3 separate regions of the Mus musculus genome follow, and regions 1 and 2 are each linked to region 3. A link is a loop called in an ENCODE intact Hi-C map of the cell type or tissue named here. Cell type or tissue: left cerebral cortex. All regions are shown on one strand. Each heading gives the region's core, and the rest is flanking DNA. Links, peaks and the distances in the headings are about the cores only. Region 1 overlaps Thsd7b (thrombospondin, type I, domain containing 7B). Region 2 has its middle 11 kb from the start of Gm23056. Region 3 has its middle 94 kb from the start of Thsd7b.

Evidence for each region. A loop is a pair of places that touch in the nucleus more often than their neighbours do. Peaks named below come from ENCODE experiments on the same cell type or tissue, not always from the same donor. Only the 100,000 strongest peaks of a DNase experiment are listed, where the experiment ranks them.
Region 1: it touches region 3 in a loop (4-fold over the local background); 2 of 42 quality-filtered maps call a loop at or near these places.
Region 2: it touches region 3 in a loop (4-fold over the local background); 2 of 42 quality-filtered maps call a loop at or near these places.

Annotation. Positions count from the first base shown.
Region 1 is chr1:129,479,686-129,490,155 of GRCm38, reverse strand. All of the region lies in intron 2 of Thsd7b (thrombospondin, type I, domain containing 7B), which reads right to left. Among named protein-coding and RNA genes, the nearest start is that of Gm36347, 130 kb to the left of the region's middle. In left cerebral cortex, for the core only: a CTCF peak has its summit at 3,117 (motif pointing right); DNase peaks (open chromatin) are centred at 5,358 and 5,662.
Region 2 is chr1:128,869,527-128,879,996 of GRCm38, reverse strand. No RefSeq gene overlaps it. Among named protein-coding and RNA genes, the nearest start is that of Gm23056, 11 kb to the left of the region's middle. In left cerebral cortex, for the core only: a CTCF peak has its summit at 4,552 (motif pointing left); DNase peaks (open chromatin) are centred at 1,510 and 4,537.
Region 3 is chr1:129,174,509-129,184,978 of GRCm38, reverse strand. No RefSeq gene overlaps it. Among named protein-coding and RNA genes, the nearest start is that of Thsd7b, 94 kb to the left of the region's middle. In left cerebral cortex, for the core only: no CTCF peak of the experiment used is centred there; a DNase peak (open chromatin) is centred at 4,404.

The DNA of each region.
Region 1 (10,470 bases), core at 847-8,846, 310 kb before region 3:
ACACACATATATATGAGACAATGTGTATGTATGTAGTGTTACAGTGTGTGTGTGTGTGTGTGTGTGTGTGTGTGTGTGTGTGTGTAATTCAGATGTGGACATTCAGATATCTTCCACTATCTTATACTTTTTAGATAGCTTTTCACTGAATCTGCAGCTCCCCTATGGGCTGGTAAATAAGACCCATGGATCTACACCTCTGAGATCATAAGTGAGTGTCTTTCTTGCCTTTCATTACATGGTTCTGTGAATCAGAACTCAGGTCCTCTGGCAGGGGTGGGGGGCAGGTCTGTTTGGTTGATATTGTTGTTCTTCCTATGGGGTTGCAAACCCCTTCAGCTCCTTCTGTCCTTTCTCTAACTCCTCCATTGGGGACCCCATGCTCAGTCCAAAGGTTGGCTGTGACCAGAGACTAAACCACCAACCAAAGAGTACACGTGGAGCAATCCATAGCTCCAGATGCATATGTAGCAGAGGATGGCCTTGTTGGACAATGGGAGGGGAGGCCCTTGGTCCTGTGAAGGCTTGATTGGCCCAGTGTAGCTGAATGCCAGGGCGGGGAGGTGGGTGTGGGTGGATGGATGGGGGAACACCTTCATAGAGGCAAGGGGGGATGGGGAATGGGATGGAGGTTTGGGGGGGACTGGAAAAGGGGGATAACATTTGAAATATAAGTGAAGAAAATAACCAATTAAAAAATAAAGAAAGGGGGCTAGCGAGATGGCTCAGCAGTTAAGAGCATTGACTGCTCTTTCAAAAGGTCCTGAGTTCAAATCACAGCAACCACATGGTGGCTCACAACCATCTGTAATGAGATCTGATGCCCTCTTCTGGAGTGTCTGAAGACAGCAACAGTGTACTTAGATATAATAATAAATAAATCTTTTAAAAAAATCAAAGAAAAAAGAAAAACCTCAGGCCCTTCCCCTTCCACATCAGGCAATTTTCTTTCAATCCCTAAGTCCCTTCCCAGGATCATAGTCCTGGTAAGTAATGTAGAAATATAAATGTCTTTAAAGCGACTATAACTTTAAAGGTTTCTTGAAAGCTCCAGAAATAATGAATCACAAAGTCAGTACTAATTTGTATATGAATTAGTTAATTTTCTGGTGTGACTTTGGAAAAAATATAAATACAAATTATTTCACCTTTTATGGAATAAACTGGTAGACATTTTTGCAATAGGCTAAAATTATTAAAACTGTAAATACACCCCAAAAGAGAAATCATATTTTAAATTCTATTATAGCTTGGGGTCTGGAGAATTGGCTCAGTACGTCTGAATACTTACTACTGTTTCAGAAATCTCAAGTACAATTCCCAAAATCTGCACTGGGCATCTCACAACAACAGGTAACTCCAGTTCCAGGGGATCTGACACTCTCATGGCCTCTACAAGTACCTGTACAACGTGACATACACTCACACAAAGACACATCAGAGAAAATCTTTAAAACCAAAATTAAAAAGTAGCACGTATGCCCAGTCCTTATCATCGCTGCGGTATAGTCATTTTCTCAAGTACTTGCTACTAAATAATCTCTTCTTTTTCAAATTTCCACCATCCCTAGAATATGAGCAATTACTGTGTACCTTCATCCAGGGGAAGTATGAGCTTCCTACATTTTGAGAGAAATATAAAAAATTCGAGGGCCTACACATTCATTTGGCAATAATTTGTTTATGCAGTGATAAAGGCACAGAGCTATCCATGTTTAAGTGTAGAACAATGGAAGACATAAATTTATTTTTACTGGAATTGAGAGAGCGTTCCACCGCTCTGCACAATCCATTAACGACTATACCTAAACACAGTCTTTATAATGTTATGTTTCTCATTTCATGAATTTTTATAGCTAATGTGTTTCTAGCCAAGAATAATGTGGTGATTAGAAGAGACTTCAATAAGAATGTGTGTCAGTGCAGTAAGTGTGGCAGTTAATGAATTTCTCTGTGACTAGAAAACAATTATTGATCACCAATTTTTGGAAAGCTTTAAATCAATTCTCATGTCGTTTACTACCAAAAAAAGTTCAGAAACAAAATTCAAGAGGAGTTAGATAAAAGATTCTGAAGCTAATAAGATATTGATTTTTTCTAACTTAGTATGCTAATTTGTAGATTTAATAGCCCCTAATTTAATTAGACTAATGCCTTTTGTGTGAACAGGGCTTATGAAGAAAAGCTGCCTGGCAAACAGTCTGAATTTTGAGCTGATGTGTTTTTGTTCAATGGGGAAGCTAACACACTTGTAGCTCAGAATGCACAGTTAATAGCACACAGGAGCTATTACAAGCCTGGAAGACACACCTGGTTTCACACTGGGCTCTCTTACATTTAGGCTAGTAAAAGAGATGAAGAACAGGGCAAAATTTTCAACTAGATTTACCATTTGGTTCACACAATTACAACTAGGATACAATAGTGTGAGTAAGCCCTTGATTTCTATGACAATGATGAAGGATAAATGATATAAAGTAATAAAGAAGAACAAGTAATTGACTACATAAGAGAGTATTATAATAATAGAAATCCTTTAGCAATATATTAAAGAAGTATATCAGCAATCTTCCCACCAGCCAAGAATGGTTTGTGATAGCCAAAAGGCAGCCATCACAATAGAGCTGAACTTGTCCTTTATTTTCTTGTGAAGAACTCATCAAGAAAAATATTGAATAGGAAAGAGAGGCTGACAAAGAGGCAGCATTTCAGATGGAGAGACTATAAATGGAGAAATTACTCCATGAGCAAGAATTAATATTAAGATATTGTCCAAATATCAGAAATCAGACATAAATCCTGTTATCCTCTCATGGTTCTTGCTTCTGGAGGCAATGCTCTAGCAGTGCACAGTCTCTCCTAGCTGTTACCACCCACTGTGGGCAGGGCAGGAACTGCCAAGCTTCGGACTTTCTTCCATCTCTTCTGCTACAGAACTTCACCGTATTTTCAAGTTTCCTGAATCTTCTTTTCCCAATTCAAATAATTCTGACTGAAGAATTAGGTTTATGGTTTAGTCATTTAACTAACTATGCTCCTTTTCTCTTTAAAAAGACTATTGTTATTTATTAATTTACTAATTTATTTTTAATAATTTATTATGTGTATGTATGTATGTCCATGTATGGGTTTGTGCATATACACACAGTGCCTCCAGAGGTCAGAAGAGAGTGTTAGATCCCCTACAGCTACAGTTAGAGACAGTTTTGACCTGCTAGATATGCATTCTGGGAACTTAACACAGGTCTTCTGGAAGAATAACATACTCTGAAACACTGGGCTACCTCTCCAGCCCCTACTATCCCTTTCCACTCTCTATAATTCTTGTAACTTTTAGTAAATATGCTTGAGAAAGAAAATAAGCAATATTTTGTCTCATTATTACCCAAAGTGAGCTTCATGAACTATTGAACTTTTGGGTTAAATTCAGGCAAGTAATTAAATTACAGAAGACTTCTAAACTGAGATATATTCACATATATCTTTTGATTTACAATAGGCATATCTCCTAATAAAACAACTTTTAAGTCAGAAAGGTCCTGAGTTGAAAATGCCTTTAATATACCTCATCTACCAAGATTTCCAGCCCAGTGAAAGTGAACTGAAGAGTGTTGGTTCACCATCTCTTATCGGATAGCCTTGGGATTATCTAATCACAGGAAGGCTAACCCAAGAAATGGTTAACCCAAGAAAAAGTTCAAATTTTCAAGTTAAGTTTTCACTACGTTATTTTAGACCATCCTAAAGTCAGAAAATTCTCCATAGTTGAGCACTCGCACTCGTATGCAAAGGACTGGGTATTTATCAAGAAAAATGTAATCCACAAGTGTACTTGTCAATGATCAGAACCAGAATTGTCTACATTAAGCTTTTTTAGAATAGTAATCATAGAGCTGAGAATGGCTCGGGATAATTTGTGTGCACTGTTCTTAAAGAAGATCAGGATTCAGTTCCCAGGACTATATTGGGAAGATCATAACCATTGGTAACACTGTAGGCAGAGAGATCTGTTTTCTTCTTATTACCGCTTAGAGAACCAATTGAATGTTCACAACTTATCTCAATCTTTACACACAACAAACACACACACACACACACACACAAACACACACACACACACATGCATGTACATACACACACATACATGCACACAAAACATATGCAGAGATTACACACATATGCATAGCATACACTTGCACACACACACACACACACACACATATATATATACATATATATATATACACACAGACATACTCAACACACAGGCAAACATACATATACATACACAGAGACACATATACACACAGACATACATGCACACTCAAACCCATACACATAGACCACACACACACACACACACACACACACACACACACAATTAAAAAGTAAACAAAAAATTTAAAAATATTTGGCTCTAGTAAATTTTCCCTAATGATAATTCAAAAATACCCAGAGTTACCCTCCATATTATATTATTTCATTGAAAATGGATTCTCTTGCCATACAAACATCCCATCTACAGCTCCCTACCCTCCAAAATAATCCCCTCCTCCCAGCACCCCTCTAACTCTCCTCTTACCCAGATCCATTTCCCTCTTCATCTCCCTTAATAAAAGAGCAGGCCTCAAAAAGACCATAAACAAACAGGACAAAACAGGACACAATAAGACAAGCAAAAGCTCTCATGTCAGCCGGGCGTGGTGGCTCACGCCTTTAATCCCAGCACTTGGGAGGCAGAGGCAGGCAGATTTCTGAGTTCGAGGCCAGCCTGGTCTACAAAGTTAGTTCCAGGACAGCCAGGGCTACATGGAGAAACCCTGTCTTGAAAAAAAACAAAACAAAAAAACAAAACAAAACAAAACAAAACAAAACAAAAAAAAGCTCTCATGTCAAGGCTATAAGGCTGTACCAAAAAAATTCACTATGAAGATGAATCACAATCTCTACGACTGTTTCCTTCTACTAAAACAATAACTTTTCCTTCTTCTCCCTCTTCCTCTTCCTCCTTTTCCTTCTGTTATTTTACTTTTCTGCTTGGACAATAATAGTTTACTGTTTTTGTTTTTAGTATGGAACATTTCCTGGGTTATGTAGATTTTTTTTTTATTTACTGGCCAGTGTTTAACTAAACACTCTTTACAATATTGTTCCTAGAAGGTAGACTGTCCTACATTTTATACTACTAGAGATACTGGAGACATGGGGAACAAATGCCCTCAATCTTTCTGCAGCACAGAGGCATACCACAGTAGTTCTGTTTCCAAGAATATGTCTTTGCCGAGGGAGGGAAGAACCAAGAAAGTGCAGTTCACATGATTAGCATAATCTCACGTCTGGAACAGGACCCACAGTCTCTGAGAGGACAGACAATCTTACAACAGAGAATGGTGCTTATTTGGAACCAAATTTAGGTTTCAATTCTTAATCGACTTTGTAAGTATATATTTAGCCTTAGCCATGCAGCTCAGTCTTCTGAGCATTGATGTCCTCATCTGCAAAATGTGGCTAGTTAGGCTTGTATTCTAGTGCAGTACCAATATTTGCAGAATGTTTACGTGCATAAATATACATATTCACACATATGCATATGTTTCCTTTCCAACTCTCTAGTGCTTGATATAATCACAACTTCTTTCTGAATTCTGGCTTTGTCTCTCAGACTTGTATTCTGGGAAGTTATAATAATAGTTGGCAGAGAGATACGGTCATGGGGGAGGACTGGTAGCATATGCATGTGGGTTTGGGTGCAGAGGTACACACCCACAAGTGTATTTATATATGTGGAAGTCAGAGATCCAAGGCTGATCTTCCTCATTTAAGCCTCATCTTAATATTTTTATTATGCACATGACAACATGCCATGACACACATGTAAAGATCAGAGGACAATATCTACAAGAGTCAGATTTCTTTTCTTCTACCATGTAGTTCCCATAGAGTAAATTAGATCATCTGGCAAGGCAGCACTCATCCATCTTGCCAGTCCTCTGCCTTATTTTTTGAGACAGTGTCTTTCATTGACCCTGAAGCACCCTGATTAACCAGACTAGTGGACCAGTGAACTCCATTGATGTGCTTGTCTCTTCCCTTAACCATCAGTCCTGGGACTACAGACACTCCTCCATGACCAACTTGTATATAGGTTTTATTGACCAATCTCAAGTTTCCATAATTATCCAACAGGCACTTTTCCAAATGAAACATCTCCTTAGACCTGGATTTCCATTTTATGATATGAGGAAAACAGACTTTTTCCTAACCAATCAGACAAAAATCTGGAAAGTCAATCTTACTGGCCAACACTGAGATAGCCTTCATGAATGAATGAGTGCCTTGTACACTGTCCACTGGGATCTGGGCCATCTCCCAGAGCAGACACAGATGACGGCAAGGATAAGACCTTGCCAATAGTGTGGATTTCCCACTATCTGGGGTTGATATACCTTTAGATCTGTTTAAAGTTACAAATGATTATTTGGTCTTCAACTACATTATCAGCCTGAGTAACTTCAGACACAATAGCTGAGTACCAATTTCAGATTAACCTGTCCTCCCCACACTACGCATTTCCATCACTCACCACCTTAAAAATCAACAAGAGCTTTTGCCTTGCTTGTCATTTAAACATCAAATCACTGCCACTTAGCATTGTAGCTTCTTCAGATTCATGTTCCCCCTTATCTTGCTAACCTTATCTGCTACTATTCCTTTTTCTTCTAAGAAGCTAATGTTTCTAGGAAACGAGTGTTTCTTTTAGAGTACTTAAAATTGCCTGGCCATGGCACATTCTCTGCCATGCCTCTGGTTATGCTAATCTCATTGCCTCAAATAGTCTACCTCTCCATTAAATCCAATAATTCCACATAGTCAAACGTTCCAACTCTGTTCTATTTTTATAGGCAACTCTGACTGAGCTCTCTCTTCCTTGAATTCTTACAGCAGCCACATAAACTCTGTTGCATGCCAATTTGTTATTCTTTCTTAGTTCTGCTGTCTTCCTAGTTAGATCACAAATGCTTCAATAAACAAGCATATCTAAGAGATTACTTTCTCATGGTGTCAGACATAGCCAATGCTTTGTTTCATGCTCTTTGCAAGGCTTATCTTCTTCTGCATCCTAAATAGTTTAGTAGTAGAAAAGAACAACAGAATTGTTCTGTGCTTACACTCATATGGGCCATTTCTCTGTAGCTGTCATGAAAATGTTACCTTTCTAATTCAACGTTTAAGTCCAGTTCTGCTACTGGGTAAAGGTCATCTTTATATAGTCATTTGACAGGGTTCAGACCTGGAAATATGCACAAGTTTACAACAGCTACACAGCAAGCACTGCCCCACAGGCACACCTAAGGCTGTGGTTGGAAATCAGATTAGCGATCTACTGGTATAGACACCAGCAATATGTCCTACAGATGTCTGAGAGCCTTAGCTGCTAAATCTTAAATAGCCAATACAAATTCCCATCAAACTACTAAGTAAGAGCACCATTTCTTCAAGTCCTTGCTGACCCAGTATGGGAGGCTCCTAATGTGACAAGGGGGCGAAAGCTTCTCAATGGGATGGATTCTCTGGCTGAAATTTAATTTACTTCTATTTGCAAATTCACCGAACCTTCAGCTGATTAAGAATCACACACTGATCCCTGATGTTTTGAAGAAAATACGTCAGACCAATGACTTCCCAGACAAAAAAATAACTCATATACTTTACTAGTATTGGTGCATTTAAGTAGAAAGCCTCAGACGTGGGATGGCCAAGCCAGGACGGAGACAATAGCTGATTTTGAGTGATAAGTGTTTTAAAACTAAGCTGAGTAAAGTAAAGTGGCCATCTGTTTTGTAAACTGAAATGATTAATTTCTAGGAAGTCTTCTGACGGGGCACTATTTTTGGCAGAACATTAATTCCTAAGGAACTGAGCAAACAGGCACTCCTGCTCATTTCATAAAGGATAACTACATTTCCCAGTTATCCATCTGGGCCCTTTTCATTTCAGTGGTTTAATTAAAACTCAATGGCATTATCAATCTGTTACATTTTTCATGTTGATGGTTATTACGTTTACAGTACAGCAGGGGTTCAAGTTAAAGCAAGAAGATGATAAATCTCACCCCTAGATTTCATTTCTGTTTCTCTAGTAACTAATATTCTGCTGATGTTTCTTTAGCTCACTCATGTTCATAGAACAATTTCAAGATTTTATGATTAAAATAAAGAGGGAAAATAGCATCTTGAAGTTCCCATGCATTTTTTTCCATTTGCATGTATTATGTTTTATGACACTTCCTGTCAACCCATTGTGTAGACATATTTGAGTTAGGTTCTTTAAAATTTGTAATCAACTTTTTTATTACTTTTTCTATTAAAACATTATTTCTCTTCCTATTTGTATCTCTTAATGTTATACTTCTTTAAATCAAAATAAGAAGTATATTGACCAGTTCTGAACTCCGGGTATTGAAATGTATGTGTAAAATATGCTTATTTCCTCTATCAATCATGGACCAAAAAGAAATAACCAGTTTTTCATATTGAGAATGTCTCTTCAAAATGAGCCCATTAAATTCTTATTTTTTGAGGCAGACCAGGGGTGCGGTTACCTGTTAGAAGCTGGCTGATTATAATCTTAAACACAAACATGCTGTGTTCCACTAAAGATGCTTTTAGAATATTGAAAATTGTATGCCTATAAGAAAAGTTGTAAGAATAGCCCAAGGCTGACTGTGGACAAACCAATTGTTCCCCTCTCCCTTTCCATCCCTCCTGACTTCCAGATATAAAGAGGAGCTCATGGAAAGAAATCCCAGGTATGTCTTGCTATGAAACCAAGCATTTTAGCTTGGTGACCCAGAAACAACTGGAAAATGTGTCAAAACTAAGTCAGACGATTGTCATTCCTTTCGTTTCTCAGCCCTTCTAAGCACTAGCTGTCATCTGGCTGTCTTACATACATACATACATACATACATACATACATACTATATACAATCTTGTGGGAAAACTCCACTAATTAAGGTCAAAGTCTACCATTGACCAGATAGCCTTCTGGGGCTCAACATTATATAGAGAACTCCCTCCATTGGCAGGGCTTCTCCTTCTCTGACCTGGTCTGGGATTTTAAAAAACAAACAAACAAACAAGACAAAACAAAACAAAACAAAACAAAACAAAAAACAAAAAACAAAAAACAAAACACAAAACAATATCTCTACCTGAAGAATGTACAAAATGTCTCCTAGCCTTGGTTATCATAGGTACAACTTCCTTTCTCCCAATAAGAACCCATTCAGCTAGCACCTGAGATTCCTGAAATTCTTCCCCATGCTAATGAGGCATTTATGTATGGTAAGCCTTCATCCAATGATCTTCACTTCCTGGGTATCCCCATGCCCTTTCTCCTGAAGTATATAATCCCTTGTTAAATGTGAACAAAGTGTATGCATTCACCTCCACCACCATATAAAGCAATATGAAGGAGCACAGATTATGTCAGAGACCTGCCTCATTAAAGATCACCATGGAAAAGACCTTAGCCCCAAAGAGCAGCACCTAAGACTCCCAAAGGTTTTCTCATCTCCAGTCCCTCTGGCATTCTGTACTCTTTCCCAGGCAGACCAGATCCCACTCATCCTGGGCTCTGCCCTGGGGGTAAAGGTGGACTTTTCACCCCTGTTTCTGACTTCCTCTCCCAAGAGTATGTAGGCAGTGGTGCCTGGGTTCCCAGAGAGGAGTCCTGGTTTCCAGGACTTTGCTCTGCCTTCTCTGGGCCCTATGCTGATTATAGCTGTTTACCTCTGGTAGAGAGGCAGACCATGTTATGACACAATCCACTTCCACCACAGTGAGGTTTTTTTTTTCCCCAGAGGAAAAATTAGATTGTATCCAAGCCAACCTATTTCAAAAAGAAATGCCCATTGCTCAGGAATACAGACTAAATGGCCTACAGCTTGACAAAGCCAAGGCCTTTTCCAAATACACCAATGACCTTATCCATTGAACACTGAACATAAACTCCATCCTGGAAGCCAATTATTTAATAAGGCTTCCACAACATTATTTAAATGTCAAAAGAGACACGTTATAGCAGGGCAGAGGCAGAAGATAAAACTGTTGTTAGCTTCTAAAATTCGATTTGCCTGATGCTCAAGTTATTTCTTGTCTACATAGCAAAGAAAAAGATAATTCCCCTGTATGTCAGCAGGCCTAGGTGTCCAACCGAGGCATGCCTTTTCAAACCAAATGTTCCTGCATGAAGTGAGCAATCCAGAAAGGGCACACCTAGCAGGTGGGTTCTATCTGTTCTTGAAAAACTAAAGTTAATTATGAAGAAATGGAAGAGAAAGTCACCAGAGAGGTGTGGGTGGAGAAAGACTGGGGTCTGGAAGATTGAAAGTCCAAATCAATGGGAAGAAAAGAGCATTTCACAGTGTGGCTATGGAAGAGAGATGGCTGTAGAATTCAGCAGCTA
Region 2 (10,470 bases), core at 897-8,896, 300 kb after region 3:
GATACCCAAGTAGATCTCTCAGGCAGGAAGCCACTGGGCTACATTATTCTCTTCATCTGAGGTTACTTAATAGTTCTCAAAATAAAACTGTTAGTGGAGCAAAGAGGAAAATATGGAGAGTAATTGGCAGTACCTGCTCCCCACTTTGTTCAAGAATGAAGAGCACAGTGGCCTCTCTCTAAGTCCTTCATCCCAGACCCCTCTACCAGCAGCAGTCTTCCCACTTCTTGGCTCCTGACTCAGAAGGGCCCATGTTCAATAACATGTGCAATCACACTAACAACTCACAGTCACCTACAGATGACAACACCCTTAATTAAGCCCCTAAAAGGAACTCTAGAGTCTGGCTTGATCACCTTTAGACCAGACTTCATGAATCTTGTTTTCTTCCTCTCTGCCTTCCCTTGCCACCCCTCACAGGTCTCCTCTGCCCTTCTCTTTTGAAGATGGTGAATTACCCACTTTTACCTGCCACTTAGGTGAGGCCAGGGCTTCTCAACAGAGCTATGATTACATTTAATCATTTTTGGATGGACAAATGGTTTTTACCAACTCATTTCCAAAAGGACCTGCAAACCCCTGCTCACCTGCCTTCCCACAGACTCCCACAGGTAGGCCCATCTCACCAGATAATGCTTCATTTTAACCAGAATGTCTCAATAGTAGGTTTCATGTTCTCAACTGTGCAAACGATGGGGAAGTGATTTTTCTTCGTAAAAATGCTATTATCACAGAACCCCAGGCTCACAGCCCCCAACAATAGTTCTCTATTCTGTCTGGGAAAAAATGGTACTTTAGAGAGAATTTGCATGGGGCTTTTTGAAAGAAGCCAAGCATGGCTCAGAATCAAAGCCCTGCGTGCAAATGCTAACTTAGCCAGCCTCACTCAGTCTCTGAGCCCCAGCCATGCCAAAAGGACCTATGCGAGAAGACCCCCTAATGGAGGGGTTACACAAGACCATATCCCTACCTGGGGAAGGGGTGAATATTGGTAATTAATGGTCAGTGGAGGAGGGGTGTCGCTCCTATAGATAACTCCTACCCCAGGCTCACTCATGTAAGCAATTCCAGTTAAACTCAGTGGGTCAAACACACACACATACACACACATACACTCCAGATACATACATACACACATAAACACACACATGCACAAATGAAAATAGAAAAAAAGAAAAAAATACTTGTTGGAAAGGGAGACTCAAATGAGAAAGGATGGAGAGAGGTGAGAGAGAGGATAACTAACGGGATAAAAATTACCAAAGTTCTATATAAATGTGCATGAAATTGTTAAAAATGTTTTAAGGTGCCCCCAAATGACATCTAGCCAGTAAACTGGACCCTGGATTTTCCTTTATTCTTCTAAACAGCCTTAGAACCATCTCAGCCCTTAAGAAAGAAAGGACAATAACAGCTATCATAGCCACACAGTAAGCCAATGTTCTAGACACTACAGTTTTGGCTGCCAATCTCCTGCCTACAGGAGCAGGGCTTGTAAGCCAGGCAGGTGGGTGGATGGAAGCAGACAGTGTGGGGAGGATATGAGCCACACCATCCCTAAAGAAAGTGTCTATTTTATAACTTCAGACCTGCATTTCACCCATGAACATCAACTCAGCTCAGCTCAGCACAGCCAAGCCTGTATTCCCCAAGAAGTACTGGGTCCATGGAATTCCAAAGGAAGGCCTTCTATAGCTTGTTGTGTTTTGTGTTGCTGGATACTTGTTTTAGTTTGTTTCGATTTCGTTTTAAGGCATAGCCTCTTATAGTCCAAGCTGGTCTCAATTCACTGTATAATCTATCGATGACCATGAACTTTTGATCCTCCATGTCTTGAATGCTGTGAATACAGATGTGTGTCATCATGCTGAGTTAACTCAGTGCTGGGTGGGTCAAATACAAGGCTCTGTGCATTCATGGCAAGCACCCTACCCACTGGGTCACAGAACCAGCAGATAGATGATTGTCTCTGATAGTAAACTCTGCTTACTGCAAACCACACCGCTAGACTGTCCAGACTCTCAAGTCCCTGCTGGGTATCAGTGTCCTCTAGCTCCCACTTTGGCCTTGTTTCCCAGCCTGCAGAGCACCACTTGCAAATGGTACCTTTCCTCTGGAACTAAGAACAGCCCCTCCCAACTCTTTCCCACCCTGCTGTGCAGAATGGTACCTAACTGTCTCTTTATCCTCACAATCCTGTTGGTGAGGAATGAGTGAGCGAGTGAATGACTGCTTCTGTTTTCCCATAAGGCTGGAATTCATATCCCCTTCCCACAGAAGAGGGACCAAGCTTCAGATGGCATGAGGGACTTGTGCCAAGAACTGCATCTCCTGAGAGACTGAGAGAGAATCTAGCCAGGTCTGCCTTGCCCCCAGCCTGAGCTGTTGGGAGCCTCCTGCTGTGCTGAATTTCTCCCCGTGCCCTCGGGAGCTCTAAATCATCAGAAAGCACCAGTGTGGTAGCCTGAATCACAAGCATACAGCACACTTAAATTATGGGTTTTTTTAAATCCACTTTAAAAATGTGGAACATGGACCAGCAAGGTGATTCAGGGTCTAGAAGCCCATGTAGTCAAGCCTGAAAGTCTGGATTCGAACCCTGGGACCCACATGATAGAAGGAGAGAAGAACCAAGGGCTATAACTTGCCCTCTGACCACCACACAACTACCAGGATACATGCGTTCACGTGTGTGTAGAATAAAATGAAATTTAAACTTCTTAGTATGACACAACAGGACTGCAGATTAGGACAGCGACTCTGAAAAGCAACATGGATAGTTCCCAGAAAACAATAACAATATGTCCTCAGTGTGACCCAGCTGTCCCACACTCCTGAGCATTTTTCCCCAAAGGACTCAAAGCCAACCCATCACAGGGATACTTGAACACCCATGTGTACTGCAGCAGTCTGCACACAAGCTAAGTTATGGGACCAAGCAACGTGGCAATGTGTGAGGAAACTATGGCTTTTCCACACAGTGGGATGCCTGCACCATAGAGAATGATGAAGTCACGTCCTCTGCAGTCAGCTAAGTGTGGTCAGAGATGTATATAGTAATGCAATTAAGTCAGCCTCAGAAAGACAAATACCTGTGTTTTCTCTCATTTATGGGTCTTAGATTTTTACAGAGATGCTTAAGATTATATATATATATACATGTTGATATATAGATATATATGACATGAAAGTAGAAATAAACTCTCTACGATGCTAAAGGGGACTAACAGACAGAGGAATGGAAGAGGGGTGGGAGATGCGAGCAGTATGCTCACCATATAACATATGCATGTATGAAAGCTTAAAAGTCCATCCATAAATGTGTGTGTGTGTGTGTGTGTGTGTGTGTGTGTGTGTGTGTGTGTGCACAATGCCTCTCTTTTTCATCCATGAAGAGAACAGAGTTACGTCATTATCAGGAAATGTGCTCACTTGGAGAGAAGCTTGCTCAGCAAATTAAGCCAGTCTCAGAAGAACAAAAACCGTAAGTTTTCATTTGTAGTTCCTAGATTTTATGTAGATATGTAAAATTGTGTCTGAGCCATAAAAGCAGGAGAGAATCCATCTAGGGCCTGAGATTAACTAGGAGAAAGGGGGACAGGGAAGAGGGCATAGGGGAATGTGCTCAATATACAATATGTATTTGTATAAAATTTTAAATAAATTATTCTGGGGCAGGTGAGAGAGTTAATGTACTTGCCACCAAGCCTGATGACCTAAGTGCAGAACCCAGGTGGACCCACACATGTCCCGTGACCTGCATACCTTCACATCCATACATTCACACACACACACACACACACACACACACACCAGGGCTTTGAACTGGTCCACCCTAACATCTACTCCATCTACAAACTGCTCTTAGAACACATGAAGGAGCCAGTCCTGTGAAACCAAAGCTGCAGGACCTCCATAATACAGGCAACAACAGGATATTCAAGAAAAGTCCTAGTGAGGCTCCTCTGCAGAAGCCAGAGGCCTCAAATCAGACCAGTGATTTATTAGCAAGAAAAGGTGTTTGGCAAAAGGGTATACTGACTGTGTGACACACACTGTTATCATGGCAAGAGGGTTGGGGGCTTGGGGTTTTTTTTCTTTGCTTTTTGGGTATTTGTTTTCTTTGTGCAAGGAGGTTGCCAGGGCAGAGGGCAGATATGGAGGGAGATGCGTAGGATTGGACTGCAGGATGTGAAACTCAAAAAGAATCAATAAGAAGTTTTTGTAAAAGTTGAAATTTTCAAATATTTTAAAACTCAGTCATTTTTAATAAACTGAGTTCCTTCTCTCAGGCAAAGCCTAAGTGGACAGACAAATCTAAACTTAAAACACCCATCAATTATCACCGGATATTGTATTGTCACACACTCCCTTCCAGTCATTCAAAGGGTTTTCAAGCACTAAATGTATCCAGTTCTACCTTGGACCATTTGACTATTCAAATGAGCTGAAACCCCACCCTCATCTACAGGCAAACCCGTAAAGCCCCGCAACAACTCTAGGTACCACGGTGGCTGGCAAAATCCAAGTGCCTGTCCTGCCACCTTGTGGTCAGTTAGAGTAATGCACCTACAGAGCAAGAAAAAAAATAAAAGCCAAGAGAAAACGAATACACACGTCTGAGAAGCATCAGCATTCGAGAGCATTAAAAACGCCCTAAGGAGAGGACCCTGGAGAGGGATACTTTTCTCCAAACAGTTAAAGCTTTACAAGAATGAGGCAAATTTCAAATGTCCCAAGTCTAAACCAAACACATTTTTGTTTATTTGTTTTTAATATGTTACTTTTTAAACAAGGTCTCATTTAGCCCAGACTGGCCTTGAATGTAACAGAACATCTGCCCTGAACTTATGATTCTCCTGCCTCCACCTCCTGAGTGCTGAGATTACAGGCAAGAGAGCGCTCCACCATGCCAGATTCATTTAGCGCTGGAGATGGAACAGACACTTAAACGTTATTCAGAAAAGGGCTCTTGAGCATCGGGGTCCTGTCAGTCTCTGGGGCTCAGGGTCAAATGTCAACATTCACTCACTCCCTTCAATCCAGGATCTCTGAAATCCATATCCCTTTTCTCTGTGTCATTAATGAATTTATCGTGGTTAAAATATTGGCATGAGAGCAGAGGAGATGGCTGAGGGGGCAAAGTCACGCAAACCCGAGGATCCCGGAGTTTGATCCCGGAGCCCATGTGGAGGTGGAAGGAGACAGCGTCCACAAAGCCATCCTCCAGACTCTACACACACCATGTCACACGTGCCCACACGCACATCAAACATACACAGACATACTAAATACTAGGACTAACACAGACCTGCCACTGCAGGGGGCCCTGTTTAATACTGTCCAGTGTCTTCACACTGGGAAACATCTCCCAGGACTGATTCTCTCTGGAAAACTGAACTTTTTCTTTTAAAGAGCTCTCCATCGCCCTCCCCTCAGCTCTGACAAGCTCTCTTCTCTCTGTCTCTGAGTTCTGCTCTTCCAGGGCCCTCGTACAGTAACATGAAGTCCACGTGACTTAGCGGGTTCCAGCGTGTGGTGGGATTTCCTTCCTTTGACGGTGTGTGTAGCCATTTCTATGCAGCCCTTCTGGAAGCAGCTGCAGCACCTGATCTGATCTCTGGCTCCTGTAACCCTGCTGCTGCGGCACAGTGTGATCCATTCTTAACGGTATAACCGGAAGCAGGCCTGCGGGGTCACACTGGAACTCTTTCTGATATCTTCCGTTCTAACAGCCCTAAGTGATTTTGAAAACAGAACCTCTAATGGCCTCAACCTTCACCACACAGGTGGGAAACCAGGCAGGACCTGGGAAGGAAAGGAAGCCATGGCTGAGGTCCGGGTCAGTCAGTTCTCACCTTCTAAGGAATACACATGAGATCACATGCACTTCCAATTACTCAGACCGCTAACAGCCTTGAGGAGATAGAGAATAAATACAAAACAAATAAATCACTCTGTGAGTCTCTCGCTGACTCTGTCTATGTCTTTGTCTCTGTCTCTCTCTCTCTGTCTCTGTCTCTCTCTGTCCCTGCCCCTCCTCTCTCTCTCTCTCTCTCTCTCTCTCTCTCTCTCTCTCTCTCTGTGTGTGTGTGTGTGTGTGTGTGTGTGTGTGTGTGTGTGTAAATCAGGGTCTCAGGGACCCAAGGCTAACCTCAAGTTCTATATGTAGCCAAAGATGAAAATAATTTCTTATTTTTTCATTTTTTTAATGTGTGGTGTGCACATGTGTATGCATGTTTGCATATGTGTAGGTGCACAAGGCTGTGGGTGTGCATGTATGAATGTGCATGTTCACGTGCACAAGGAGGCCCAAGGTCAGTGCTGAGAATAATTCAATGGCCCTTTCACCTTATTCACTGAGGCAGAGCCTCCAGCAAACTGAGTTTATCAACCTGGCTCTTCTCACCAGACAGCCTATTCTGGGCATCCACTGTCTCCGCCTGCCAGGGCTAGGATTACAGATGGGCCGCACCTCTCACCCAGCATTTAGGTGGGTTCTACAGTCTGAATTCTTGTCCTCACGCTTGTGGGACAATCACCTTAACTCTGAGCCAAGTCCCCAGAACATCCCTGATCCCTCCCGATCCTCCCACCTCCCTGGAATTACAGAGAAAGTACCGCTGACTGGGGCCTTGGAGTAGGCACGGAACACACCCAGACACAAAGTTCTCAGCACAAAGGAGAAGATTACCCTGGAGGGACACTGGGTGGGTGTGAGGGTCTACCTCTTAGCGGACAAAGGCAGCATCAGGTGTCTCTAGTTTTTAAGGGGGAAGTCTGTGTTAGGGTGAGTTGGTTAAAAACTGGATTGGACAAGTTGAGCTGATCTAGCCAGATAATGAATTTTGATTGCTGGGCCTTGGTATTTTGATAGTTAGATCTTGGTGTTTTGTCTCAAGAATAAGTTAGGCACAAGGAAGTGGCCAAATAAGGGGGGGAAACCTTGGGGGCTTTCTCTAGGAATGTAATTTAACAGTTAAGCAAGTGGGAGGGAAGCAGGGAAGGGCAAGACCTGCAAGAGCCGTGTTTGCAATGCTTGACCTGTTAAGAGAGCCTGTCAGCCACTACAACTGGTTTACACAATTCTGGGGATCAAATTCTGGGAAGTGCCTCCCACATGGTAGGCAAGCACACTACTAACTGAGCTACATCCAGGTCCACAGATTGATTCCTGACAGCAAATGCCGATATAACACAAGATAGGTAGGTAGATAGATTGATTGACAGATAAATTGATAGATAGATAGATAGATAGATAGATAGATAGATAGATAGATAGATAGATAGATAGAGACAGAGAGATAGAGAAATAGAAATAGATATATAACACAAGCTTGTGGGAGAGAGACTGGAGCATGGGAACTGGACATACAGAGGGAGCACTGACATACAGAGCAGACTCCATGCCCAGCACTGCCCTAGGACTTCAAGTTGCTTAGATAAGCTCTACAGAACCTATAAGATCTCCTGTGTAGAGCTGACCAGACACAGGACATCACTGTGGAGGGTCTGAATAATTATTATAGAGCCAGCACATGAGGGGAGTCCAGAACAGAAGGCAGGCAGCAGCGCTCTGGAACTCCAAAGACAGGCAAGTGACAGGTGAGCTGAGATCTGAATAGCAGAGACCTTTGCCAACCCCAGGTCCAAGGCAAACCCCAATAAACACCAAGAGGCAGGAAAAACTTCCAGCAACTGAGAGAAGCCAAGGTGGCCGAATCACAGGCTAAGTCAGAGGGGAGGGCCAGGCCCAGAGGGTGGTAAGGTTAGATCATGGAAGAGTTGCTGGCCACCTGTGGAGGGGTGTACATTTTGTTCTACTGGGTCTGTGAGCCTGTTCTAAGCAAGGAAGACACTTCAGCTGCTGCTGTCCTCCTGATAGACATCCCCAGTGGTATATATTTATGTGTGTTTGCAACAGAAAACAAATCAGGTGGGGACCCTGGGGGTGTTCAAAGTTCTACATTTGTGGACATCTTACCAACATCCTTTGCAAAGTTTTACTCTGGGGCTGAGGCACAGAGGTATCTCAGCTGCAAGCTGCTGTATGCAGCCACTTCTCCACAGGTGTCACTTAGCTGGTGACCTGCAGCCACCTTAGCCACAGGCCACATAATTGCTTTGGCCTCACTCAGTACCTGGACAAGCCTGGCCCCAGGAGGAGACCTTGATTTCCATGGGAATTCAGAGGATCCACCTGTTAAGCCCCATGTTGCTGCAGCAGATTGGACCCTGGAGCCTGACAGGGGTGCAAAGACCCACAGCCCAGGAACTAGGTGGGCTCATATTTCTATCAGGAAATAGCACTTACATCCACATAAACCAGAGGGATTAAAGGAGCTTTTACATGAAGGACTTGGCCCTTCTCAAAGGCATTTCACCATCACAAACTGCGGCTCTGAGACTCTCGGCTCAACCCTGTAATAACTTTGCCTTTGATCTTGAGTCTCCTCCTCACGGAACGCACAGCCCTCACATCCTAACACTTCTTCCTACCTGGGTGGAAAGAAGCCCCCAGCACAGCATCCCTTGCAAGAGCTACGTTATAAAACTAAGGGACTGTTCCCATGTGCTAGAAGCTGCAGGCAGCCAAGGGAGTCAGTCCCCTGTGCTCTTGCTTTCGGTTGCCTTGCTAGAAAGTAGTCGTGTGGCCTCAACCAGCTGAATCTTGCTTCTCTGAGATGCTGAATTCTAAGAGGGAAACCAGTGTTCAAGACTAGAGATGCAGGCAGTCCCTTGACTGAGAGCTGATCCAGCAGGCATGAAGCCCTGGGTTGGAGCGCCAGCACCACATGAATTGGGTGTGGTTGGTGCAGGCCTATAATCCCAGCACTTGGGGCAGGACACTTCAGAAGGTCAAGGTCATCCTTGTATGCCATTCAAGCAAGAGGACCTGAGTCTGAGCCTCAGAACCCATGTTCTGAAAACTGGGCAGGAGGGTACCCACTCCAAATCTCAGCACTAGGGAAACAGAGATAAACGGATCGCTGGACTCACTGACCAGCCAGCCAGGCTTGTCTGGCAAGTTTCAGACAAAGATTCTGTCTGGAAACACAGGACACACACACACCCACAGTAATGGGCACCTGTCGTGGAGTGCCCACATACGACCAGAAAGAAACCAAATGTCAAACTGAGGGGGCCGAGAAGGGAACTGAGAGCCACGGAAAGCACACATTTGTCCTTATCTTCTGTCTCCCCATCATCAAACATGAAATTTGGACAGTCTGAGCTGACAGTGGGTGAAACAGTTCATGATGTTTGACTTTTCAACATTAAAAATCATCTGCCATCCCCCAATACACAGAAAGCAGGATCAGATACGAGACCATCCACTCCCAGGTGAGCTGAGCAATCTATGGGTGTCAGCCACAGCGGCAGCAGAAGCCAGCTCTGAGTGATAACAAAACAGATAGCATCGGGGCTGTCAGTGCAGTGGGTTCTGACCCATCTGCATCTCAGTACACAAGAAACTCAGCATCCAGAGAGCAGCCCTCCACCCCGTGTGTATGTGTGTGCGTGTGCGTGTGCGTGTGCGTGTGTGTGTGTGTGTGTGTGTGTGTGTGTTCCAAACCCAACAATCCACCTTCTTAGAGTTCCATTCTCTTCTAAGAAATAATAACCTTTATTTCCATCCACTCTGGCAAATGGCTTTCTACTTTTCCTAAGAGAACAGTTTGACTAGCATCTCCAAAGGTGATTATTCACTTTTAATCAATAAACTCACTGGTTGACCAAGGTGAACATGGATGGAACTGTTCTGTTCTTTGGAGTACGGTTGTTTTCTGTATCTGGAATGACTAGAAATAGACCTCCCCCCCCCCCCAAGGAACCACCTCTGCTTATCCCACTGACAGCTTAAGTAGGAAGACTTGCTCAAGGACACCCAAGGTTCCAAGAGTGTAACAGGACAAAGTTTTCATCTCACTATATTTGCAATAGCACATCATTTATTTCCCCCCCCCCCGCCATTTGTTTGGGGGTTGGTTTGGTGTTGGCTTGCTGTTGGGTTGCTGTTGGGTTGGGTTGAGTTGGGTTGGGTTGGGTTGGGTTTTGTAGGGACTCATGTGTAGGTAGCTCTCAACTTGCTATGTAGAGGAGGGTGACCTTGAATTTCTGATCTGCCTGCCTCTATACCCAGTGTTGGGATTACAGATGTGCACCCCCATGCCTGGTTTATGAGAATAAGCCCAGGGCTTCATGTATGCTAGGCATCTGCTTCACCAACTGAGCTGCATCTACAGGTCCTATAATGTATTCTTTGTACAACACCACTTTTTTCTGTACCTGTTTCCTCTGGGTTAAAGTAATTTCTAGTGGGGGAAGAGGTTTATTAAGGCTCATGAAACTTACAAGGCTCCTGAACCTATGGACCCCAATATTACATTATCAAGAAGCAATTCCCCAGGGTAGATGTCTGACCCTGAAGTCCAAAAACAAAGCTTAAATGGCAACTTTTGTAATGAA
Region 3 (10,470 bases), core at 1,180-9,179:
GACTTTTAAAGTTGTTTAGATCTTGGGGATGAATAAGAAATTAAGGGTTGAGGCTTACTAGTGATGTGTTTGTGTGTCAAGTTGACAAGGGGTCAATTGTACTGGCTAGTTTTGTGTCAACTTGACACAGCCGGAGTTACCAAAGAGAAAGGAGCTTCAGTTGAGGAAATGCCTCCATGAGATCCAACTGTAAGGCATTTTCTCAATTAGTGATCAAGGGGGAAAGGCCCCTTGTGGGTAGGACCATCTCTGGGCTGGTAGTCTTGGTTTTATAAGAGAGCAGGCTGAGCAAGCCAAGAGAGGCAAGCCAGTAAAGAACATCCCTCTATGGCCTCTGCATCAGCTCCTGCTCCCTGACCTGCTTGAATTCCAGTCCTGACTTCCTTTGGTGATGAACAGCAGTATGGAAGTGTAAGCCAAATAAACCCTTTCCTCCCCAACTTGCTTCTTGGTCATGATGTTTGTGCAGGAATAGAAACCCTGACTAAGACACCAGGTATGTTCCAATGGTCTCTAGTGGTACTATGAGTCACAGACATCCACACTGACCCGTCATTGAATGAGTACAGACCTGGTCCTCAGTGACAGCACTGCCTGGGAATTAAGCATGGTCTCAGATAGTAGGGCTGGCAAGTCACAACAGGCTATTTCTCCCTATCCTCAATCTCCAGTTCCATCTTTCTTCATAATTCTCAAACTATTCCTCTTGTCTTTCTCATACATCTATCCACCACATACTTGCACATTGTTGTGGTTTCCATTATGGGTTGAGTACATGGCTGTCAGACCTCTGGGTGACCTCCTCTGCCCACAACTTTTGGCCTGGCAGCAGTGGGCCTTTAGGTATCTACAGCCCACCCATGTGGCATGGTGGAAGGTGGGTCTCTGAGTATACTCCTGTTGTCTACAGCACATGGTGAGGTGGCAAGTGGGTCCCTATGTGTCTAAGGCCTGCCCATGCCATACTGTAGCAGGCATGCCTCTCAAAAGGCTTTTAAAATTCCCCTTTACCCATGATCTAATGAAATTGATAACTGTGATATTTATAGTGACTCACAAATCAGTTTTGGGGAAACATTTCCATTATTATAAAATTGAGTTGGAGATTTTTTTTAAAAAAAATCTAGATACTCAATACATATTTGGATTTGTAACTTTTTTAAATCATCGTAACCCAATCACAAAAGAACAGACATGATATTCACTCACTCATAAATAGATATTAGCCCAGAAGCTCAGAATACCCAAGATACAGTTCACAGACCACATGAAGCTCAAGAAGAAGGAAGACCAAACTGAGGGTACTCCAGTTCTTTTAGAAGGGGGAACAAAATACCCATGGGAGGAGTTACAGAGACAAAGTGTGAAACAGAAACTGAAGAAAAAGTCATCATCCAGAGACTGCCCCACCAGGGGATCCATCCCACATACAGTCACCAAACCGAGACACTATTGTGGATGCCAACAAATCTTGCTGACAGAAGCCTGATATAGCTGTCTCCTGAGGGGGCTCTACCAGTGCCTGACAAATACAGAAGTAGATGTTCTCAGCCAACCATTGGCCTGAGCATAGGGTCTCCAATGGAGGAACTAGAGAAAGAACCCAAGGAGCTGAAGGGGTTTGCACCCCTATAGGAGGAACAACAATATGAAACAAGTACCCTCAGAGGACTAAACCACCAACAAAAGAGTACACATGGTGGGACTCATAGCTCCAGCTACATATACAGGAGAGGATGGCCTTGTCAGTTATCAAAGGGAGGAGAGGCCATTGGTCCTGTGAAGGGTCTATACCGCAGTGTAGGGGAATGCCAAGGCCAGGAAGCAGGAGTGGCTGAGTTGGTGAGCAGTGAGAGGGAATGGGGGTTTTCCAAGGGGATACCAACAACAGGGATAACATTTGAAATGTAAATAAAGGAAATATCTAATAAAAAAAGAAAATAAATAGAGTACATATAGATCTGAGATTCTGCTATGCATATGTTTATTGATCTACTCCTTAAGCAAGCAAGCATCAAATCTTTGTGACTGCTTAAGTCACAAGACTAGAGGTTGAGTAAGACATACAAAGAAACTTCAAATGTCTTAGAGTTTCATGCATGTACTCAAAACGGTGAACACGTGTCTGGAGTTGAGTCAGACAGGTCCACTCAAGGCATCTAGGAGTCTGAACACTTATGGTAGAGACCTTAAGTGCAGCAGGTGAGCAAAATTATGAACGTTCTTGGAAGTTAGCTGCAACAGATAAGCCACATTGCAACAGTGAACGAGTGAAGAGGAAGTCAGAGCGATGCTGTTGACTGCTTTTTCATAAAATTTTGATGAAGAGAGAAGAAAGAAATAGGTCACAGGCTGGAAGGGAGCATTAAAGAGATCCAAAAATTCTATTTAGGGAAGGAGAGAGTTGAGCATGTTTTCATGAAGGAGGGCAGGAGAAGGTTGAAGTTATAGGGGAGAAAAGACAATTGCTGAAGCAAAATTACAGAGGAGACAGTGAAGGCTGGGATAATCTCCCTTGACAGAATGAGCCCTGGACAGGAGATGGAAGCCTCTTCCATCGTTCCGAGTGGTGAGGAAGTGGGCAGGGAGAGGTTATGTCTCTTGGTGGCATGGAGAGAATAGGAGAGGGTGGGATCGTGGCACATGTGTGAAGAGCATTGTTAGGGGCTTTAGGAATGGATGGCTTCACAGTCCCACAGGGAGAACTCAGTGTTTATATGGGAAGAGGGGGGAGAAAACAGAGGGTTGAAACCATTAATAATCTGAAAACAGTCCTGAATCATTCGAGATGGTTTCTGCTGTCTAGCAATATTAACTCTTTTCTTATTTTTTTCTGTTTGTTGATTTTTGAGATTATAGTTCAGTCACATCCAGTCTCCCTTCCCTTTCTCCATTTCCAAAAAATTATTGTCCTCATTTGCATTGTTACTACATGCATATAAGTATATGTATATGCACATATATTTCTAAATCTTGCCTGCTCAGTCTGTGTAATGTCAGTGATATGTATGTTTTTATAGCTTATCATTTGATAACTAATTGGTATGCTCTTCCCTGTGAAAGACTACTTTTCACACCCTTGGTGTTCCTTAGTTGCCAGTGGTTAGTTCTTTGTGCAGGGTTGAGGCCTAATAGGCTCCTTTAACCTAGTCTAAATGTGAGGGTGTATATTTTGCTGTCTGTGGCTAGACAGTCATGTTAGTGAGACTTTATGGGTGTGTATCATGACATTAGTAGGAGACACAAACTCACAACAAACACCCTGGTCCTCTGGCTCTTATGATATTTCTACTCCCTCTTCCCCAACATTCCCCAAGCATTAGGTGTAGGTGTATTGTGTAGATGCCTCCATTGGGAATGGGCTCCACAAGTCTGCATTTAGATTGTCTGTGGTTTTTTGTAATGGCCTCTATTTGTTGCAAAAAAAGACACTTCCTTAGTGAGTGATGAGGGCTACACTTATCTGGAGGTATAAGGACAAATGTTTAAAATACATAAAAATTATGCTGCTGGTAAAGGGGTGTGTGTACACGTGCATGTGGTACATATGTGTGTATGTGTGTTCACGTGTATACGTGCATATGTGCATATGTTTGATATCAAGTGTTTCCCTCAATAGCTCCATCTTATTTTTTGAGAGAGGGTTAGTCACTGAATCTGGAGCTTACTAAGTCAACTAAACTGGTTGACCAGCAAGCCCCAGGCATTCTCCTGCCTCCTTCTCTCCAATGCCAAATCTGTGCGTATTTGCTACTGTGGCCAGCCTTACACATACAAAGGATCTAAACACGGGGTTCTCCTGCTTATACGGCAGGCACCTTACTGGCTGAACCATCTCCCCAGCTCCTTTGTTCACTATTACAAAGATAAGACTATTCACAAATTATGCTGATTGCATAGCATTCAGCAGTTATCTTCCTTTGCAGACCTGTGCCTAGCAGAGTGACTGAGCCATGACAGGCACTGAAAATAGTGACTTCAGTATGATTCCTGACCCTCATCAGGACCTCCAAAATACCACTTTTTATCTATGTCTAACAGTCATAAATCATGATTATAATGAAACTAATACAGTAATTAATCCTAATCACTGACAATTAAAAGTAACAACCTCTGATCTAAATAAAATAGCTTCTCATAAGGGTAGTGGACTGACGGAGATGACAAATGTTAAATCCAATAAACCTACATGGCTTGATGCAATCAGGAGAAAATAGCTAGAATTCATGTCACCATTCTGGGTTGCTTAGTGCTTCATGGGCCTCTTTATATGCTGAAAAGATTCCTTTGGATTTAGAGTAAGATTTAAATAATCTCCTAAAACAACATATGCTCATCTCATAACTGTTACCAAACATATGTTCAGCATGGATAAGCCAGTAGCTATGATTTATGCAAGAAAAGACGGCAGGATACATTCCTCCGTTCTTCCCCCACACTCAGATTCTGTGCAGATTCAGGTTGAAAATAGACATGGAAATTTTGTCATCTTATCTATTTGGGAACCTGAATAACTGAATCAGAATCTAACAAAGCCAATTAGCTGTTGCTAGTTATAAGCTACTGGGAGAGGGGGAGTTGCTTTAGAGAAGGCTGTACCAACTAGTAGTTACCCATGCCTGAGTGGCTCTGCCCTCACCCATGGGTACACAGAAATTTCTTTTGAAACTCAGTGAGTTATTTAAAAAAATAAGAAGATGACATGGAGTTGAGAGAGAGAGCTGTGTTGTTGGGGGAGAGCGGTGGGTCCCCTGGAGAGTTTAAGGGAGGGAGGGAGGATGGACATGACCAACATACACTGCATGAATGTATGTAAATTTTAAAGAATAAATTGAGCTGAAGAGATGGCTCAGTGGTTGAGAGGGCTTCCTGCTCTTCCAGAGGACCTGATTTTGATTCCCAGCATCCATAATCCATATTCAGTAGCTTGCAATTACCTGTAACTCGCTTGGGGGGGGGGAGAGGGGGGGTGCTGCAACACCTCTGACCTCCACAAGCACCTGGACTCATTGGGGCATGCACACACACACACACACACACACACACACACACACACACACACACACACAAGGACAGACAGACAGACAGAAATTTTAAATGAATAAATTAAAGGCATGTGCTACAGAAAATTTCTTACATTTTGAGTGTTTGCACCATAACCACCAGTATCAACACCATCACTTGGGGCAGTGAAATGTTCAGAAAATAACAAGTGCCTTTTTTACAGAAAAAGGTACAGTGCCAGTGGATCATGGGCACCATATATGGACTTAGAAAGCCTTTCAAGGTCAGATAACAATTAGAGGAACAGAATACATAAACTTGTGACTCGACACACGGTGTCCCCAGGACCTGTCACCCAAACTAACTCACAATTGAGTCATCACTTTCCAAGTCTGACTAAGTATTCAAAGTACAGTGTATTAATTACTTGTCTCAGTGCTGTGAAAAAAATTCCTGACATAACTTAAATAAGGAAAGGTTTAGCTTGATGGACAGGCTTAGGGCACCTCCAATCATGGTGGAGAAGGCGTGGCAACAGAGCTCTATGCAGCTTCAAAGTCATGAAACAGAGATGACTGCTGATGGTCAGCTTACTTTCTCCTTTTTATGCAACCTCTGACCCCTGTCTATGGAATGGGGTCCCACATTTAGGATATGTCTTCCCACCTCAAAGGACATAATATGTTCTGAGGTTTGGCTCACGGGTGATTTTAGAGCCTGCCATGATGATACATGTAAAGTGTCACAAACTAGAGTTCTATGGGCCTCATTTGAACTTCATCAAACTCTGAGAGGAAAGATGATGTGGGAAATCTATCCATTGGTGCTGTCAAAACTTCCTCGATTCTTTTTATTATTACCCTGCAATACTTGAAGAGTCACACAGTTGTGTTAAATGATAGAGATGTCCCTGGTGTATATTTTGCCAACAGTCTCTACATAAAACATCTTTTAACCTAATAAAAAAAATCTTTTAAAACTGTAATACAGGATCACAAGCAAATACCTTTACCTACCCTTTTTCTGCCTTTTCAGTGACTCGTGCTTTACAGGAGTCTGTCATTTGTTTTCAGTTTGTCACCTTAAGAATGTGAAAACAAGACCACATAGTATGTGATCATTTGGAATTAGTTTTCTCTACTAAATATAATTTGCTTGTCTGTCCCAACGTTTTTGCCTCTTGTCATTGCTTAGTCCTGTTACAGGTGTCACTAGTCACCTGTTGAAGAACATCTGCATGGTTGAACCACTCTGAATATTTGTGTTTATATTTTTCTGTGAAAAAAATGTTTTGTTTCTCTGATATTAATCTCTTAAAAAGGTATTTCCTGAGGTATATGGCAGCTGTAGATGCTCTATAAAATATTGCTAGGTCATTTTCCAACGTACCCTATTGTTTTGCGTTGCCCCCAGCATCTCAGGGAATCACCAGCCTCATTCCCACCGCTCAGCATTTGTCACAGACACTCTTTCTTGTTTTAGTTATTTTATGTCCCACTTTGGTTTAAATTTGCATTTACCTGATGGCTAATGATGTTGGGCATCTTTTCATATGCTTATAGGCCACCTGCATAGCCTCTTTAATTCTTTATCCGTTTTGAAATTAGATGGATTTTTTTAAGTGTTGGCATTGAAAAGGCCTTTTTTTCTCCCTTGTTCTTATACATATTTCAGAGGAGGAGACTTTGATAGATGTGTCATTCATGGATATTTTTCTCTCCGGTTGTATTTTTTGTAATCCTCTTCTGAATACTCTTTCATAGAGCAGAATTTTTTTTTTTATTTTTTGATGAGATTATGCTTCAATTTTTTCCTTTATGGATTACATTTTTCAATATCAAATCCAACAATTTTGATAGCCTTTGTACTTTAAATATTTCCCTGCTTTTTATTTTCCTCCTCTAATGTTTAATACCCTATTTTAGATGTTTTATTAATGCATCTTAATTACATGAAATAAAGGGTCTCATCCCATTTTTACACAAGTATACAGGGTTCCTGATGCTAGTCCTCCCCTCCCCTCCTCATACAAGTTTCCCCTCCCCAGTCCCTACAGTCTCCTTCCTGGTTCCTAGCCCCAAATAGCTTAGTAGGTCACCAAGACTGTTTTCCACTGACTTCTAGATATGTGCCATGGCATGAACACACACACACATACACACACACACACACACACACACACACACATACACTCATAAGAAAGAGAGAGAGAGAGAGAGAGAGAGAGAGAGAGAGAGAGAGTTGGTAAAGGAAGGGCATGTGCAATGCTTGTTTTAGTCTGGTTTATTTGGCTTAACACAATGTTCTCCAGTTCCATTTAATTTTCCACAAATGAGAGGATCTTGCTCCTGCTAAAGAGCACTTAATACTCTGTTGCATACTTATACTGCATTTTCTTTATCCATTCATCTGTGGATAGGGACTTAGGTCAATTCTGTAGCCATCATGAATGGTGCTTCAGTAAATGTAGGTATGCAGGCATCGTGATTTATGCTGCCTTGGGTTTCTTCAGATACATAAACAGAGTTAAGTATAAGCATGGTATAAGCAGCTCTTTCAATAGTTCTGATTTTAGTTCATAAGAAACTTCCATATTATTTTTATATACTGCAGATAAAAATCTTATGTCTTTATGCTTCTCATTTAAGCTCATGATCTCTCTCAAATTAATGTTTTATTAGTTGAAAGATTTAGATTAGCATTAATTATTTTTAAGCTGTAGATGACCTAGGAACACATCTAGAAAAGTCCACTTTGTGCGTTTCTCAAAAAAAAAAAAAAAAAAAAAAAAAAAAAAAAAAAAAAAAAAGTCAGGGGCTGGCAAAGTAGCTCAGTCCATAAAGTGTCTTCCATGAGAACAGGTGAGCTTGTGTTTGGATTTTCAGCACCCAACTAAAAAGTCAGGTGTGGTGGGATGTGTCTGTAACTGTCATGCTGAGGCAGCAGAGAAAGGAAGATAGATCCTTGGAGATCATTTGTGTGTTGAGAGCAGGGAAAACATTTCCATGGAACTAGAAGTTGTAGCCACTTCAAGATAGATAGATAGATAGATAGATAGATAGATAGATAGATAGATAGATAGATAGATAGATGTAGATATAGATATACTGAAAATAATATACATATACTATATACCACACATTTATATATAATATATAGCATATATGGAGAGAGAAATGAAGAAAGCATGCAAATGACATGATAGTTTACATTTTTAAAAATAGTCCATAAATACAAAAATAAAATGGTGTAATTATCATATATGTTAGCAAAGTTGACTTAGCCATATCAACGACATCCAAACTAAATGAGACTCCATCTCAAAATAAAGGCAGAAACAATCAGGTAAGCAAAACACCTGATGTTGCCCACCGGGCTGCACATGCACGTACACACGGACACAGTTTAGCATATCCTTGTGGATAATTTCTGGGTATTCTTTTCTACTGATCTGTGCACATATTTCCCCATAAACACTATCTGTCAATGAAGACAACTATGTGACAAGTCTTAACTGGAGAAAACCTGTTTCTTCGGGCTTCATTATTTTATGTGACATTGCTTAACATTGGCTAAGCAATATCAATTAATCAATTAATCAATTAATATTGATTTCCATATCAATTTTAGAATCAACTTGACGATGGAAATGCTTGCTGGGACACTGGCAGGGGATGCATTAAGCCCATGGATCACTTTGGAGGACTGACATCTGTAACACGTTGGATCTTTCTCTACAAGGAAATCTGTTTCTGCACTTCTTCCGGTCTTCTTTGGTTTCCTTCATCAACATTTTGTGATTTTTGAGCAAGTTGTTCTTGTCTCTCTGTTGCTGTGACAGAATATCATTGCCTGAAACAGCTTAGGGGAGGAAAAGGTTTGTTTCAGCTTACAGGTTACAGTCATTCTTCCAGGGAACTCTGGGCAGAAATTCAAGGTATGGTTCATGTTTATCTAGCTTTCTTACATAGCCAGGACTACCATCCTAGAAAATTGTGCTGCACACAGTGGACTGGTATCTCCCATATCAACTAATAATCCAGACCATTCCCACAGACATGTCCACAGGCCATCTGATCTGGACAGTTCCCCAGTTGACACTCTCCTCTCTGATGTCTCTTGGTTGCATTATGTTGATTTGTGTAAGCTAAGCAGATCAGAAATCTTGTATATGTTTTTCCAAGTATCAATTCACTGAAAGGAATTACAAATGGTACCATGTTTGAATTATTAGTTTCATGTGTTACTAATACATGCAACAAGATCATCACACACAAACGTGACATTTCTTGTGTATTGATAATATTTTTTACAGTTTTGTTAACTGACCAAGTAATTCTATTGTTTTAACTTTTTCTAGAAATTTTTGTAAAGTAGAAATCATGTCATTTGTACATAGTTTATTCATTGCCAGTCTGTATGTTTTTATCTTTTCTTGCCTTATTGGAGTGGCTGCAACTTCCAGTTTCATGTGTATGCTTATCCTTGTCACATTCATAAATGTATCTATAGAAGATTCAAATTTAAGTATGACATTTGTCTTAAGGTTTTGGTACTCGGTCTTTATTGGGTTGGGAAAGCTTCCTTCTATGTCTATTCTTTTCAGAGATATTTTTAAGCTTTGTTTTATTTTACACACACACTCAAACACACATATACATGCACACACATATACACACACATACACACACACACACACACACACACATACACACATACATACATACACGCGCACACACACACATTTGTTTGCTGGGTGGGTGGTATGTGCTTGCCATGGCATCCAAGTGGAGATCAAAGAATAACTTGTGGAAGCTGGTGCTCTCCTCCCACCACATGGGTCATATGGGCTGAATCCTAGTCCTCATGCACAGCAGCAAGTGATGCTTTTTAAAGTCATGAATGCTCTTTGGGTTTTATAGAATGCTTTTGCTATGCCAATTGCTTGGATCAGGTGATGTTTCTTCTTTCAGTGATTAATATTGTTTATTCTACTAGCTAATTTTTAAACATTGAAACTATCTTATAATAAATCTTATTTATTATATAATTTTTATACATTGTATTTTGGTTTGCTACTGTTGTATAAGAATTTTTACAACTAAGATGATATTTATAAGTGGCCATATATATATATATATATATATTATACAAGCATACATTTATCTATTACATTATATGTAAAAGCCCATCATGATCTGAGTTCTCACTGGCTGTTAAAAGCAAGGAGAGAAAACTAGGAAAAGGGGTAGCATTTGAAATGTAAATGAAGAAAACATCTAATAAAAAAATAAAAAATAAAGCAAGGAAGCTGCTTTTTCAGTGATATTGATGATTACAGATGCATAGTTTAAAAGAAGTACAGAGAAGACTTCTATGACAACCACCAATCTCACCCCCTTCATAAAACAGTAGCAGACTAACAGGGAGCCATATAAGAGATATCTAACTACCAGATTGAGCACG